Linked DNA regions of Homo sapiens: region 1 is linked to region 2. The links are chromatin loops, found by intact Hi-C in ENCODE. Cell type or tissue: ascending aorta. All regions are shown on one strand.

What was found. Peaks named below come from ENCODE experiments on the same cell type or tissue, not always from the same donor. Only the 100,000 strongest peaks of a DNase experiment are listed, where the experiment ranks them.
Region 1: it touches region 2 in a loop (8-fold over the local background); 106 of 110 quality-filtered maps call a loop at or near these places.

The regions. Positions count from the first base shown.
Region 1 is chr18:74,547,770-74,555,769 of GRCh38, forward strand. The region is part of intron 1 of CNDP1 (carnosine dipeptidase 1); the gene reads left to right. Among named protein-coding and RNA genes, the nearest start is that of CNDP1, 17 kb to the left of the region's middle. In ascending aorta, a CTCF peak has its summit at 4,377 (motif pointing left); a DNase peak (open chromatin) is centred at 4,352.
Region 2 is chr18:74,350,142-74,358,141 of GRCh38, forward strand. C18orf63 (chromosome 18 open reading frame 63) reads left to right here. Exons shown (of 14, transcript NM_001174123.2): 12 at 3,105-4,127; 13 at 4,316-4,405; 14 at 6,340-8,000. The coding sequence ends at 4,372. Among named protein-coding and RNA genes, the nearest start is that of C18orf63, 38 kb to the left of the region's middle. In ascending aorta, a CTCF peak has its summit at 3,221 (motif pointing right); a DNase peak (open chromatin) is centred at 3,230; H3K27ac peaks cover 356 bases.

The DNA of each region.
Region 1 (8,000 bases), 200 kb after region 2:
GCCCCAGGACCTCTCGCTTCGGGGGAAGGACAGGTTGTGATGGTAACACAGCAGAGGATGTAAACCTCCCGCTAAGAGTTACAGTATTTAGAGAAAAGACTCAGCACAGGGGCACTTGGAACTTTTGTTCCAAATCTAAAAATCTAAGAATAACCACCTGGAATAAACACAGGCCTATGCAGCAAGTGGGGTTCCCCTCAGGGTCCCATAGCCAGTGGGAGCTTACCACCCTCAGCTGGGCAACCGCCTACCCCCGCCGAAAAGACTCTCTCAGTCCAGGACTCACCCTGCGCATCCCTAACCCCAGCCCCCGCAAGCGCAACTTCCTGTTCTTCAGCTCCTCTTTCTTCTTTTTGCAAGGTCAAAAGCCAGGAATAACCTTTCGACATCCCTAGATTTTCAATGGGTGATGAGAGTTTGGATCTGTGTCCCTGCCAAATCTCATGTTGAGATGTGATCCCCAATGTTGGAGTTGGGGCTTGGTGGGAGGTGTTTGGGTCATGGGAGTGGGTCCCTCCTGGCTTGGTGCTGTCCTCACAATAGTGAGTGAATTCTTGCAAGATCTGGTTGTTTAAAAGTGTGTGGTGCTTCCTGCTCTTGCTCACATTCTTGCCATGTGAGGAGCCTGCTCTCTCTTCACCTTACACCATGGGTAAAAGCTCCTTGAGGCCTCCCCAGAAGCTGAGCAGATGCCGGCACCATGCTTATACAGCCTTCAGAACCATGAGCCAATTACACCTCTTTTCTTTATAAACTACTCAGCCTCAGGTATTCCTTTATAGCACTGCAAGAACAGCCTAACACAGAAAAGTGGTACTGAGGAGTGGGGCATCGCTATAAAGATACCTGAAAATGTGGAGGCAACTTCGGAACTCAGTAACAGACAGAGGTTGGAAGAGTTTGGAGAGCTCAGAAGAAAACAGGAAGATGAGGGAAAGTTTGCAACTTCTTAGAGACTGGTTAATGGTTGTGACCAAACTGCTGATAGTGATGTGTGCAGTGAAGTCCAGGCTGATGTGGTCTCAGATGGAAAAACTGATTGGGAACTGGAGCAAAGCTCACCCATGTTATGCCTTAGCAAAGAGCTTGGCTGCATTGTGTTCATGCCCTAAGGATCTGTGGAATTTGAACTTAAGAGTGATGACTTAGGGTATCTGGCAGAAGAAATTTCTAAGTAGCAGTGTTCAAGATGTGACCTGGCTGCTTCTAACAACTTATGTTCAGGTGTGGAAGTAAAGAAATGACTTAAAGTTGGAATTTATATTTAACCCTTTTCCTGGTTGCCCCAAGAATACTCACCAGTGGCACTTGTGGCTGCAGCATTTACCCTGAGATAACTTTGCCATGAACTATCTTGCTTTTATTATTATTTTCACATCACTCTAGTATATTGACTTTGGAAACAACAGACATCATTCTATTTATGGCATTCTGGTTTTAGTTAGTGGTATTTCCATTAACAAAATGTAGTAATTTTCAACTGCTGAAAATGTCAAATCCTAGAAAACGTAGCATTCCTACACGTGATGTTAACATTGTTCTTGAACAATTGTGGGTCAAAGATTCATTTAATGAATCTGAAATAGATGTTCTGATGATTCTGATGTTAGTTCTGTTTAGAAAGAACTCCCCGAACAGTTTTTATATTTTATTTTCACATTGAAAATCAGTCAGATTTGCTTCAGCCTCAAAGAGTGAGTTTATATAAAATTAAATGAGCACTGGCAGTGAGCTGCACTTTTTTTTTTTCTAAATGGGAAAAAGATTAAAAGGAAAGCAGAGCATAAAGTTTGGGAAATTTTCAGCCTGGCCATGTGGCAGAGAAAGAAAAATCATTACCAGGAGAGGAATTTGAACAGGTTGCAGAGCAACCACTTGCTAGAGAGACTTGCGTGACTAAAAGGTAGCCAAGTGTTAAAAGCCAAAAAAAATGAGAACAAGGTCTTGATGGCATTTCAGAGACCTTTGAGGAAGCCCCTCTCACCACAGGCCCAGAGGCCTAGGAGGACTAAATGGTTCCATGGGCCAGACCTGGGACAGCACTGCTCTGTACAGCCTCAGAAGGCTCCAGTTGTGGCTCAAAGGGCCCCAGATACAGCTCAGGCCACTGCTTCAGAACATGCAAGCTGTAAGCCTTGGCAGCTTCCACATGGTGTTAAGCCTACAGACACACAGAGTGCAAGAGTAAGGGAGGCTTGCCAGCCTCTACCTAGATTTCAGAGAATGTATGAGAAAGCCTCAGTGCCTAGAAAGAACCTAGAGGTGGAGGGGTGGAGCCCTCACAGAGAGCCTCTACTAGGACAGGTCAAAAGGAAACTATGGGGTTGGAGTCCCCACATAGGGTCCCCACTGGGGCACTACCTAATGAAGCTGTGAGAAGGGGGCCATCATTCTCCAGACCCCAGAATGGTAGATCCACTGGCAGCTTACATCCTAACCTTGGAAAAGCCATAGCGGTGGAGCTTCCCAAGGCCTTGGGAGCCCACCCCTTGCAGCAAAGTGCCCTGGATGTGGGACATGGAGTCAAAGGAGATTATTTTGGAGCTTTAAGATTTAATGACACTCTGCTGGGTTTTACACTTGCATGGGGACTGGAGCCCCTTTCTTTTGACTGATTTCTCCCTTTTGGAGTGGGAACATTTACCCAATGCCTCTACCCTGATTGTATCTTGGAAGTAAATAACTTGTTTTGATTTTACAGGCTCATAGGTGAGAGGAACTCATCTCCAGATGAGATTTTGGACTTGGGAGTTTGGAGCTAATGCTGGAATGAGTGAAGGCTGGGGGACTATTGGAAAGGCATTATTGAATTTTTTTTTTTTTTTTTGAGACAGTCTTGCTCTGTCACCCAGGCTGGAGTGCAGTGGTGTGATCTCGGCTCACTACAAGCTCTGCCTCCTGGGTTCATGCCATTCTCTTGCCTCAGCCTCTCAAGTAGCTGGGACTACAGGCACCTGCCACCACGCCCGACTATTTTTTTTTTTTGTTTTTTGTTTTTTGTTTTGTATTTTTAGTAGAGACGGGGTTTCACCATGTTAGCCAGGATGGTCTCGATCTCCTGACCTCATGATCCTCCTGCTTCAGCCTCCCAAAGTGCTGGGATTACAGACGTGAGCCACCATGCCCAGCCCATTATTGTATTTTGCAATGTGAGAAAGACATGAGATTTGAGGGGCCAGTGACAGAATGATACAGTTTGGATACGTGTCCCCGCCTAACTCTCATGTCGAAATGTAATCCTCAATGTTGGAGGTGGAGTCTGGCGGGAGGTATTTAGGTGCTGTCCTTGCAATAGTGAGTTTATGCAAGACTGGTTGTTTAAAGTGTGTGGCACCTCCCCGATCCCTCTTGCGCCTGCTCTGGCCACATGACCTGCCTGTTCCTGCTTCACCTTCTGCCATGAGTAAAAGTTCCTTGAGACCTCCTCACAAGGTGAGCTGATGCTGGCACCATGCTTCCTGTACAGCCTGCAGAACTGTGAGCCAATTAACCCTATTTTTTTTTAATAAATTACCCCACCACAGGCATTTCTTTATAGCAATACAAGAATAGCCTAATACAGATAACTAGTTCAAGGTCAAGCACAACTGTAACACACACACACACACACACACACACACACACAAACAAAAACAGAGGCATGGAGGAACAGGAGAAAAATGGATGGAGTCTCAGATCCCACTCAGATGGTGAAGGCGGGATTCATGTCCAAAGTCAATGTCCATGAACCTGGACAGCAAATTGACTATAGCAGGCTGCCCTGCTCTGTGGGGAAAAGGGAGGGAGAGGAGGAAATTCATTAAGGGAGGGAAGATGAAGTCGTGCACTTCCCCTTGTCAGACCCCTGCTGTCAGGGCCACTGTCAGGTCAGGGCATCAGGTCAGTCTTTTATTCGAGACCAGGGCTAAGCTGCTCTCCCCAGGCCAGAGGAGGAGGAGATTCCTGCTGAATCTGAACTATTCTCTCCTAACAACAATCATTGTTTTCATATTTTTTTCCTGCAGCTTATTTCCTTCTTCCAACTGTCCTTTTTTATTTTTCACTGTAGAGGAACACCAAATAATTTTTTTAATGGAACTTGTCTGAAGGAAAAATAAAAGCTCAAATGTTAATGTAGATGGATCAATTGGATCGATTGCGAAAAAAAAAAACAAAAAAAAAACCAGTAGCCACTGTTGTCTCCAAGAGCCTTTATTGAAGCCTTCCTCACACCTGAGCTCCCTCTCCGGCTACTGGAGGGCCAGAGGAGTCTCTCCCACTGGCTTCATCTGCCGCCCCTGGCTCCTGGCTAAGTCCCACAGAGCTGGGCTGGATCTGGCTTCAGCCTTCTGAGTGCAGGGTAGCCAGGGAGTTCATGAGTGGCTCATCAGCACCACCTACTGGACGCAGTTCTTACCTTGACCTTGCTTTTAACCACTGTATAGCTTCCTCTATCTACAGTTCTCATATTCAATAATATATTTGTATTGTCAAATGAGTAGTTATAGCTATGATTATTTTTAAAATGACTGTATTGTGATATAATTCTTATACCTTACAACTGGCCCATTTAAAGTGTGTAATTTTAATGGCTTTTAGTTTATTCAGAATTGTACAACCATTGCCACAATTGGTTTTATAACATTTTCATCACCCCAAATTCATTAGCACTCCCTTCCTATTTTCCCACTGGGTAACCACCAATCTACTTTCTGTCTCTATGAAGTTACCTACTCTAGACTGTTACGTAAATGGAATCACAATACATGGCCGTTGTGTCTGGTTTATTTCACTTAGCACAATGTGTTCAAAGTTTGTCTACACTGTAGCATGTACCAGTACTTCATTCCTTTTTATGTAAGATAAAAATCATTTTGTATAGCCAAATAATATTTCAGTGAAATATACCACATTTTATTTATCCATTCATTCATTAATGAACATTTGTCTTGTTTCTGCCTTTTGGCTACTATGAATAATGCCGCTATAAACATCCACTTACCAGTTTTTGTGTGAACATATGTTTTCACTTGTCTTGGATATGTACTCAGGAATAGAATTGCTGGGTCATATGGTGACTCTATGTTTAATTGATCAAGGAACTTTCCGACTGTTTTCCACAGTGGCTGTAGGCTTTTGCGTTCCCATCAGCAGTACATGAAGTTTCCAATTTCTCTACATCTTTGTCAAAACTCATTAGTGTCTGGCTTTTTAATTCTAGCCATCATAGAGGGTAGGAAGTTGTGTCTCATGTAGTTTGATTTGTGTTTTCCTGATGGCTAATCATGCTGAGCCTAAACTTTCCATGTGTTTATTGGCCATTTGCATATTTTCTTTGAGGAAATGTTTATTCAAATCCTTTGCACATTTTTAATTGGGCTGTCTTTTATTATTGAACTGTAATTGTCATTTATAGTCTCAACATAAGTCCTTTATCAGATATATGATTTGCAATCCCTCCCCCCACATTCTACGTGTTGTCTTTTCATTTTCTTGATGGTGTTCTTTGGTGCACAAATGTTTTTATTTTTGATGAAGTCCAATTTATCGATCCTGTCTTTTGGTGTCATATCTAAGAAACCATCACCTCATCCAAAGGTAGGAAGATTTACAGCTATTTTTTTTTAAGAGTTGTATGGTTTTAGTACTTTCATTTAGGTCTTTGATCATTTTGGGTTAGTTCTTATATATGGTGTGAGGAAGGGGGTGAAACTTTATCATTTGCTTGTGGATATCCTATTCTGCCAGCACTATTTATTGAAAAGACTGTTTTCCCCCATTGAATGATCTCCGCACCCTCGATGAAAATCAGTTGATCATAAATGTGAGGATTTATTTCTGGATTTTCGGTTCTATCCAATTGATATGTATGTGTGTCCTTAAGCCAGTTCACTCTCCAGAATATTTATAACTATTCTTAAACTTCACAATTTCCTCTCGATTATTATCCAGCAAAATTCAGACCCTTATTAGAACGTTTTGATACATTCTCCTACTTCAAAATGAGGAAACTTCCAGAGGTTAAAACTTCTGCCCTGAATGCCTGCCCTTCTCCAAGCTTACCCTTCCTTCCCATCAGTGTTCAGCACCAGTTTCCTCCAAGATGCTGCTGTTGACCATCCCCACCCCATGATGGGACATGGTCTGCGTTTCATGGCACATCTTACTGCTTTCCTGACAGCTGGTGAGCTCTCTGTCCTCTCAGAGCCACACATTTTTCTATAGCTCTTTGGTTGGGTCCTCGGCCACTGTGAGGCTCCCAGTCCCTGATGACAGCTGAGGAAATTCAGGCTCAGAGAGGTACCCGAAGGAGTACAGCTGGGATCTGGCAGGGCTGAACTTGGTGTTGGCCCTCCTGACTATTAGGCCTGTGGTCTCCCCGTGATGCCACCCCGACTGCACTGCTTTATCCACATGCCCTCTTCCAGCATTGACTCTCACTCTGCCACTTTGTTTTGTGAACACAGGTTCTCTGTGGTCACTCAGATTTTATGCCAGCTGAATCCTAGCTGAAAAGTTCTTGAAGCCTGAACATCCCTGTAGCATTTCAGTGCTGATCTGACAGAAGGTAGAACAGCCTGGGAGTGGCTTTCCTTTTGGGCATGGGATGGATTGACCCCAGGTGCTGAGTGACACTCTGGTTAGGGAGATGCACTCTTTATTGCCGTCTGGGACATTTTCAGTAGGACCAGATGTTTTGTTGGAAGTGAATTCCTAGAAGAGACAGAACACAGCTCCCTGTGCACAAATTCATTTCAGATGCACTGTGCAATGTGTTGGGGGGCTCGTCAGTTTGGATGCTCCCCAGCTCACCTTCACTCTATGGGGGCTTGAGGCCAAGGGATGGGCAGGAGCATGGAGGAAGATTCAGCAATGCATTTGGGAACACATGGGAAGTGATGGAGGGGCCCTGCATGGTACCCCAACAAGGGAGGAGGTCTGGTGGGAGAAGCAGGTGGGCTCCACCATGTAAGACCTGGGAGCCATGGGGATATTTGCTTTACCCCAAGGGCAATGGGACCTCTTGGAAGAGTTAAAACAGGGAGTCTTGCGATCTGCCCCACCTTTAAAAAGATCACCCAGGCTGCTTTGTGGAGGGTGGATTAGAGGAAGCCATGAAAATGACAGAATGAAAAGTGAAATATTCAACCAACTGCTTTTCAAACAGCCTTGCAGATGCTCCATTGTAAAATAAGCAACATCGGCGGGGCCACACCCATGATGAGCGTCCTCTCAAGGATGCTCTTGAGCACATCTCTCTCTCAAGGTCTCGGGGATGGCACTGAGACTTCACCAGCCTAGTTCCCCTTGTTCTCCCCGCAACCCCTGCTCACCTCCACCTACGGAAAGGTGGGCATTTGAAGAATCATAGATTAAACAAGTCAGAATTTGATAACGTAAAACATCTCAAACATTTAAAACAATAAAAGATGGGATTCCAGAGACAAAAATAACAGAGACAGGCTGGGTTAAACTCTCCCCTCCTTCCTCCTGCTGCAGGAGGGTGGGTTTGGCTTCTAAAGTGGAGCCCAGCTGGTCTCCTGGGGATAGCTGGTGGCTTTCCTAGCCAAGAACCTGACGTAGGCGGTCTGACCAAGGGCTGCAGCCCCCTTGGCCCTTCCCAGCCCTCGCTCCCTCCCTCCTCTTCTCCAGCCCGCCTCTGATGGCTCGGGCTGCACTGGGGGAGATGTTGCTGATGGCCCCTCCAGATGTGCAGGTGGCCCCTGGGTCTGATGCTGGCAGCTCCCACTCCAGACAGGGCTCTGGGGGGCCTCTGTGAAGGGGTGACCTTGCCCACTTTGCCACAGGACCTTCCTGTCAGGGGTCAAGGAGGAATGCTGGCTCTTAGGCTCCCAAGGACACCCAGGTGGAGTCATCCCAGAGGTGGACGGGCTGGGGAGACTGAGAAGGGGTCAGGGAGGGGAGAGGAGGGAGGAGACAGGGTTGTGGTTGGGTCTCTCAGAGATGGGGTTGCACCATGTTGGCCAGGCTGGTCTTCAACTCCTGACCTCAAGTGATCC
Region 2 (8,000 bases):
GCTCATATGGTATCTCAACAGAGATAGTATATGAGGTTTTATCAGTTACTTTTTAGCTTTACCCTAGCTCCCTTGTACAGGGAGTCTTCAGAAAAACAGCTCCCTCCTCTCTCTGTTCTCTCCAGAAGTGTATATCCAACCCTGTTACAGGTTGAATTGTGTACCCCTCAGATACATACACTGAAATCCTAACCCCCAGTTCCTTAGGATGTGACCTTATTTGACATAGGGTCACTGCAGATATAGTTAGTTAAAATGAAGTTATACTGTAGTAGGGTGGGCCCTTAATCCAATATGACTAGTGTTCTTATGAAAAGGGGCAATTGGATACAGACACACATAGAGGAAGAACACCATGTGAAGGTGGAGATGGTCATCTACAAGCCGAGGAAACAGGCCCGGAACAGATCCTTTCCTCCTGGCCCTCTGAAGGAACCAGCCCTGCCAACACCTTGGTTTCAGACTTCAAGGCTCTAAAACTGAGATAATATGTTTCTGTTCTAATACAAACCCCTTCTTGATGCATGCTTTTTCACTCAGCTGAGCAATGTCAAGGGGCAGTAAGCCAGTAATTCTTCCTTGGTTAACTTCTGTATTTCTTCATTCAGGGTCATGAAACTTAGCTGGGTTTTCTTTGCACCCCTTGAAAATAATGGGCAAATTAAGAAGGATGTGCTATGCTCTGAATGTGTTTCTCCAAAATTTAAATGTTGAAACCCTAACTCCCAAGGTGATGATATTAGGAGGTAGGGTCTTTGGGAGGTGATTAGGTCATAGGGGTAGAGCTGTGCTAAACAGGATTAGTGCTCTTATTTAAAAGGCCCAAGAGAGATTTGCCTTGATCTTGGACTTCCCAGCCTCCAAAACTGTTGCTTATAAACTACCTACTTTGTTATAGCAGCCAAAAGAAACTAAGACGGTGTGTCTTCTTGCCCTGGTGGCATGGGTAAGCCTCCAACTGAAGTAATCTCCAGATAAGAAATGAATCCCAATCACCTATTTTCAGCATCGCCCCCAAATCTCACTCAATATTTTCTTGGGGACTTTCCGTTTTTCCCAAGAATAGTCAACATGGAAGGAGGAGTATTGTCCTCTATAATGACTTTCTATTATGTCAACTTAAGTATTATGGAACTAAGTTTCCTGGAATTTCCTTCTCCACATCATTTTGGTCATGGGACAATACTCCTCCCATTGAGGTATGGGTCTCGTTCTCTTGAGTCTGGATGTCCCTATGACAGAGTGATGCAACATACCCTGAGGCTAGGTCTTTAGGAGAAACAGCTTCCACCTGGTCTTTCTGGGGACATTTGTTCTTGGAACCCAATCTGTGAGAGATCCCCAGCACAGGAAGAGACTGCCTGTCAGCATTCCAGCCAACAGCCAGCATCACGCATCACATGTGAAAGAGGAAGTGACTCCAAGGTGACTCCAGCTGCAGAGTATCTAACCACACAGCATGAGAGATGCCAAACTAAGCCAAGCCAACCCCCAGAATAGTGAGAGATGATAACATAATTATTATTGGTTTTAAGCAACTAAATGTTGGTGTGATTTGTTTATGCCTAATAGATAATTGGATTAGTCTCTTACTTGTGCCTATTTCCAACTCTGATTTCCCAAAATCTTTCCTATTCTCTTCTCAACCTAATTCAACAATGGAACCTCCAGTAGTGGAGAGAAAAACCAGTCATTCAAGTTTGCATATTATTCCTAGCAGTTTTAAAATGTTTATTTCAAGCTGTGAACCTGTGTTTTGATGGGGAAAGTGAGAAAAGAACTTGGTGTTCAGTGTTTCAGGTTATTGCTACCTATCACTCTTTTACAGACAACAGGACAAGATATGTACTTTAAAAGACAATACTTCCACCAAGAGATGAGTGGATAAAATATGCTATATAAGTACAGTGGAATAGTCAGTCATTAAAAGGAATAAATCCTGACTCATGTTGCAATATAAATGAACCCTGAAAACATTATGCTAAATGAAATAAGCCAGACACAAAAAGACAAATATTGTATGATTCCACTTACATGTGGTACCTAGAATGGGCAAATTCATAGAATAGAAAGTAAAATAGAGGTTACCAGGGGCTAGAAGGAAGAGGAAACAGGAAATTACTATTTACAGAGTACAAAGTTTCTGTTTGGAATGAAAAAAAATTTTTGGAAATAGTATTGATGGTTATATAATACAGTACAGTGGTAAATGTACTTAAAGTCACTGAATCGTTCACTTAAAAATGGTTAAAATGGTAAATTTTATATTATTTATGTGTATGTGTGTGTGTATCCACAGTTCATCTTTAAAAGACTGTAAACGCTTGGCTCTTTTTAATGTATCTGACAAATTTCTTTGACAAATACTTGCTGAATTGCTACCACGTACCAGGCACTGTGGTAGGCAGTGAAAAAGTAAACATGATTAAGACACAGATAGCGCCTTCCCTGTAGTCAAAATCCCACTTATTCCTAAAGGCCCAGTATAGATGCAGCCACCTCTTCATTAATTTCTTTCAACAAGGATTTTTAGTAACTGTGAAGGATATAAGAGTAAATAAGTCATGGTTCTTACCCTCCAAGAATCTGGTACCTACTTAGGAAGATGGAATATGTGCACTAAAAGATAAGAGAGCTTACCTTGTAATATTTTTTTGTGACAAATATTATTTAATTGATAGCAGATCCTTGGAGAGTTGACAGAAAAACAGTCGCTCTGTGGTAGATTGATGGGTGGGAGAAGGTGGGACTTTGAGTATCTGAAGGAGGTCATACCTTGCTCAGTGAGCAAGGCAGCAGCATGAGCATGTTTGGAGGACAGTGGGTAGCTGTGTGAATGGTTTTTATGGTAGATTTATATGAAATGTAGTATATACCTTTATCTTAAGATAGTATCTTGGATAGTATCTAAAGGAGGATACAAACCATAAGAAATGTACTCATTTCCACCAGAAGGCTCATTTTTATTTTGTTTTTCTTTACCTGTTCTGTAAATCATAGTGTTGCTTTATATTCTTATTTGGATGATACTTTATATTTTATTTCTTTTCCATTAAGGACATTATTAACATTTTAAATTTTTTTTTAATCTCTATCCTTTTCAGGAACACAAAGTCAAGCCACCCAATTTGACCACTAAAAAAATGCTTAGGGCATCTCTGACTCAAGCCACTTCCAGAAAGCCTGCCTGTGCTCAAAGTCTTCTACCATGTTCAGTAGCAGTGGACCACAAGGTGGAGCTTTCAGTCAGCCAGCCAACATCAGGCATTTTCTCAGCTTTGCATCTCCAGCCAGAGTCTGTTCAGGGTAGAAAGAAATCCCTGTCTATCAGGGCTCCACAAGTACATTCAGAAGTATTAATGCCCAACAGAGGAAATACTCAAGTTCAGCACACAAATCTTAGCTCCCAAAGCAACATCACCCCTAAGTTTGTACCAGTTTTCAAAAATAGATTGTTACAAATGAACAAAAATACCTCAGTACTTGGCAGCCCAAAAAGAAAACAGCATGATGTGACACAATCTAAATTGTTTTCACTCAAAACTAGTATGATCCAGCATGACAAACTGAATTTAGGTCCAGCTATAAAAAACCGTTATAGTAGTAACATTCAGATGCAGGCTGCTAACAATTTAAATCAGGAGAATTCCAGACCTCTGCAAGAAAAAAATACAGAGTCTTCTGAAAATATGACAAAATTTCCCTCTTCTCGTGGAAAATCGACTGTGAGTTTAAACAAAAATAAGCAACTATCTAATAGTGCAGTATTTGTGGTGTCAAATAACAATTTAGGGGTGGTAAAAAGTGCTGTTGACTTCCAAATGAAAGGAAAAGAAAATTTAACAGGCAAAGGTATAACACAAATTTTAGGGAAAAGCCATGGGTCACTAAAACTGAAAAGACAGCCACACATTTTTGAATCAGATGGAGAAACCGAAGATCCACGACTGCTACAGCAGCAATCAGAAAATCAAGCTAAAGAAGTTGGTACAAGTGACCACAGGTTGATAGTAAGCAAAATAGCCCACAGGTCTAAAAGAAAATTATGTCCAGAGTCTTCCAAAACTTCAAAGAAGCATCATTCCGATACTGTGCACTATGGCCAATCCAGTTCTTCTAAGAAGCAGGTAAAAAAAAAATTAATCTGGCACTACTTATCATATGCTAGACCCTTAAAACCCCTAAATAAGGATTTAAATGATTTCCCTAAGATCATTTAGAACCATACTAATTAATAAACAGAATATCTACCCTAGAGCGACTGTAAGTCTATGCAGTTAATTTGTAACAAATGTGATTCTTCAATCTAATACAGATACTTGACTCGGATAAATCAAAACTTAAGAAATCTCTCATCATTCATAATGCTTAGAACATGGACCTGAAAGAAGGAAATGTCTACCAGGTAACTGAAGTGATAGCTTTTGATTTGTTTTTACATTATCTGAATTGGGATTGCCAAGTTTAGGGGTCCCCAACCTCTTGGTAAAAAGCAGCTACTTTTAAATTCTTTGAAACCGTAAAATCAGCAAAGAAATAGGACATGGTGGGAACAGTTCACTCCTTGAATAAGGACCATACACAGCAGCTGTTTTGTAATGATTTCAAAGAGGGATGGGTGCAAATGGTCCACTGTGGGCTCCCCCTCACTCTGTTCTGGGGATCCTTGCAGACTAGGAAGAGCTCACACAGCAGCAGCAGACTATCTAAAAATAGAAGATTTGAACAGCTACTACAATATCCACTTTTTGGGATACCTACCCAAGATAATAAACCTTAAATGATGTTTCAAAGGTTAATCATTTAGTTAAAATTTACTCCAAAAGTGCTACAGTGCTGGCTATGTTTAAACTTGATACTCAGTTAATAATGCCCAGTTCATGGCACTGAATTTACAACATGATACATCTGGAAATTACATTTTATTTTGTTCTGCCATCTGTTCTATTCTAAGAACAAACATATTACTAAAATACCCACAAGTTATTTTTTTACATAGAACTATTGGAATACTTTCAATTCAGATTCTTTAAGAACCAACTAGAAAACATTTTCTTTTCCAACTGCTATTTCTTCCTATAACTAATAAAATTTTCAGCCTGATTTTAATTAACCAGAAAGTATTTGAGTCTATTCCTATATACGTTATGATGTTGTATTTTATGTACTTTTTGACATCTTAATATTTTAATGCACTCAGTAGGTGACTGAGGGAAAAATGCATGTGCCTTTAAGATGTTACTTGCATTTTTAGAAATCAATGAAATCTATTCTAGGTTTCATATTGTTTTAGAAATATAGCACTTTCCCACTTTGAACTACTTAAGTCCTGACACAATTTTTAAAATTAAAAAGTCATCCAGGAGGGGGGGCTTACACCTGTAATTCCTACACTTTGGGAGGCTGAGGCAGGCAGATTGCTTGAGCTCAGGAGTTCCAGACCAGCCTGGGCAACATGGGTGAGACCCTGTCTCCACAAAAAATATAAAAAATTAGGGCCGGGCATGGTGGCTCACGCCTGTAATTCCAGCATTTTGGGAGGCTGAGGCAGGTGGATCACCTGAGATCAGGAGTTTGATACCAGCTTGGGCAACATGGCAAAACCCCTTCTCTACTAAAAGTACAAAAAATTAGCTGGACGTGCTACTCAGGAGGCTGAGGCAGAAGAATCACTTGAACCCGAGAAGTGGAGATTGCAGTGAGCTGAGATCACGCCATTGCACTCCAGCCTGGGTGACAGAGTGAGACTCTGTCCCCTGCCAGAAATATTAGCTGGGCGTGGTGGTGCATGCCTATAGTCCCAGCTACTTCGGGGACTGAGGTGGGAGGATTGCTTGAGCCTGGGAGGTAGAGGTTGCAGTGAACTGTGTTTGCCACTGCACTCCAGCCTGAATGACAAAGTGAGACCCTGTCTCAAAGTCAATAAATATTAAATTTTTAAAATAATTTCATCAGGTAGAAGGAATAACGAGAACATTTTTAATATTTTATTTGTATAAATTTGTGGGGTACAAGTGCAACTTTGTTACCTGCATGTATTGTAGGGGTAAAGTCAGGGCTTTTAGTGTATTCATCATTGGAATAATGTACATTGTACCTGATTAAGTAATTTCTCATCATTCACCCCCCCTCCCTTCTTCTATCTGTCAACGCCCTACTCTTCTTTCTATCATTCTGCACTCTATGTCCACGTGTATATATTATTTAGCTCCCAATAACAGGAATCATTATAGAAAATAATTTCCCCTAAATATAAAATTAATACATACTCCTATACTTGAGTAGTACAGAGCAGTTTCAAGAAAAAAGTAAAAAACCATCTGTAATTTCTCTTTGCAGAGATGAGCATTCTGAATATAGGATGAACACTCTTCCAGATGCCTCTCACACTCCTGTGACCATGAAATCAGCTCTACTTACTGCTGTGGAACCTCCTTTTTCACTTGACAGTTTCTTTTTATTGTTTGCATAGCATCTTGTTGTATGTGGGTTTCTGTATTTAACTAGTCCCCTATTGATAGACACTTCAGTTCTTCCCAACTTTTCACTATTACAACATCATGTAGTCTGCAGATCTTTGCAAAATATCCAATGATCTTATACAGTAGTTTTGATAGTTGAAAATATCTTTATTTTGCCCTTATTGAAATTATCAAACCACATAAAGCACAGATAAGAGTATGAAGAACCTCTAAGTACCTATCACCCAGATCTACCAGTTATTAATATTTTGCCACTGTTTCATCTGTTCCTCACAGACATGCTTTTTTTTGCTATAATCTTTTAAAGCAAATTCAAGACATCATATAATTTTACCCATAAACACCAAAGTGTATATATTTCTAACATAAGATATAGTATATTTTTTAAGAAAAAAAGAATGTGTATATATATATTACATTTTGGGGATCTCTACTATATCTCTGCAGGCTCACTAAATTTCACTTTTGCTTTTATATGCAAATTAACAGGAAGCCCTGAATAAATGTAAAAGCTATTTCTCAACAAAACTGGAGCCTTTATTGGGGTGGAGATTTCTGTTTCCACCAGTACTCATTAGCATCTTCTGTGTGCCAGGCAGTGGGGACAACACTGTGTCCATGGCAGAAATGGATGAGACAGCCGTGGCCTGAGCCCCTGAGTGCTGGTGGTCTAGTCTCAAGCAAATTCATTCTGGGTTCCTGGCACAGACTTAGGGATATGTATGTATTGAAGCATATGTCCAGAATGACCTTCTAGTCCATATTACAAATAAATTATCTAACATTTGAAAAAAAGAGAAACAGAAGTGGAGCTTCTCAGACAATGAATATTATTCTGGCTTTCAAACATTTTATATGTTTGATATACGAAATATTATATAATTGTTGTAATATATTTAAAAGAAACCAAAATCTTCATTGGCTATTCCACTGAAACAATAATTACATAAAAATAGCCACTAGAGATCCAAGTATAAGTTGAACTCTGATTTTGTAAATGTGATTTATTGTCTCCACCACTTTACTAAACCATTGCAATTAAAAGCAAAAGTAAACAAACTCTCCTTCAAACGTTAAATGTTAACTCCTGCTCCTGAAATTGTGTTTAGTTAATTAATTTGCTATATACCTTTATTGTAAGCATTTCTGTTTTCCAGAATTATCTCTATTTCCCAATTATTTTACCATTTTCATAAGGATAAGCATTTTGTCTGAAGCCCATTTTGAGTGTGCTTTTCTCATTCCAAAGTTTGTATTATAGATATCTAGTAGACTGTTATAAAGAGTGGTATGTCATTTTGTTTATGAGGCTATGGTGAAAATAACATTAGTAAATATGCATTTTTGATGAGCACAGTCATCCACAGCATGTAATCATTCCTAAAACCAGCCTTCCCCACTGTTCCATACATTCCCAGGCCACCTTCCTGCTACTGCCCAGTCACTATGCCTCAGGTAATGGACACTTACTTTATTATTACACTGAGCAAAATAATGAAAACCATACATCCACTGCTG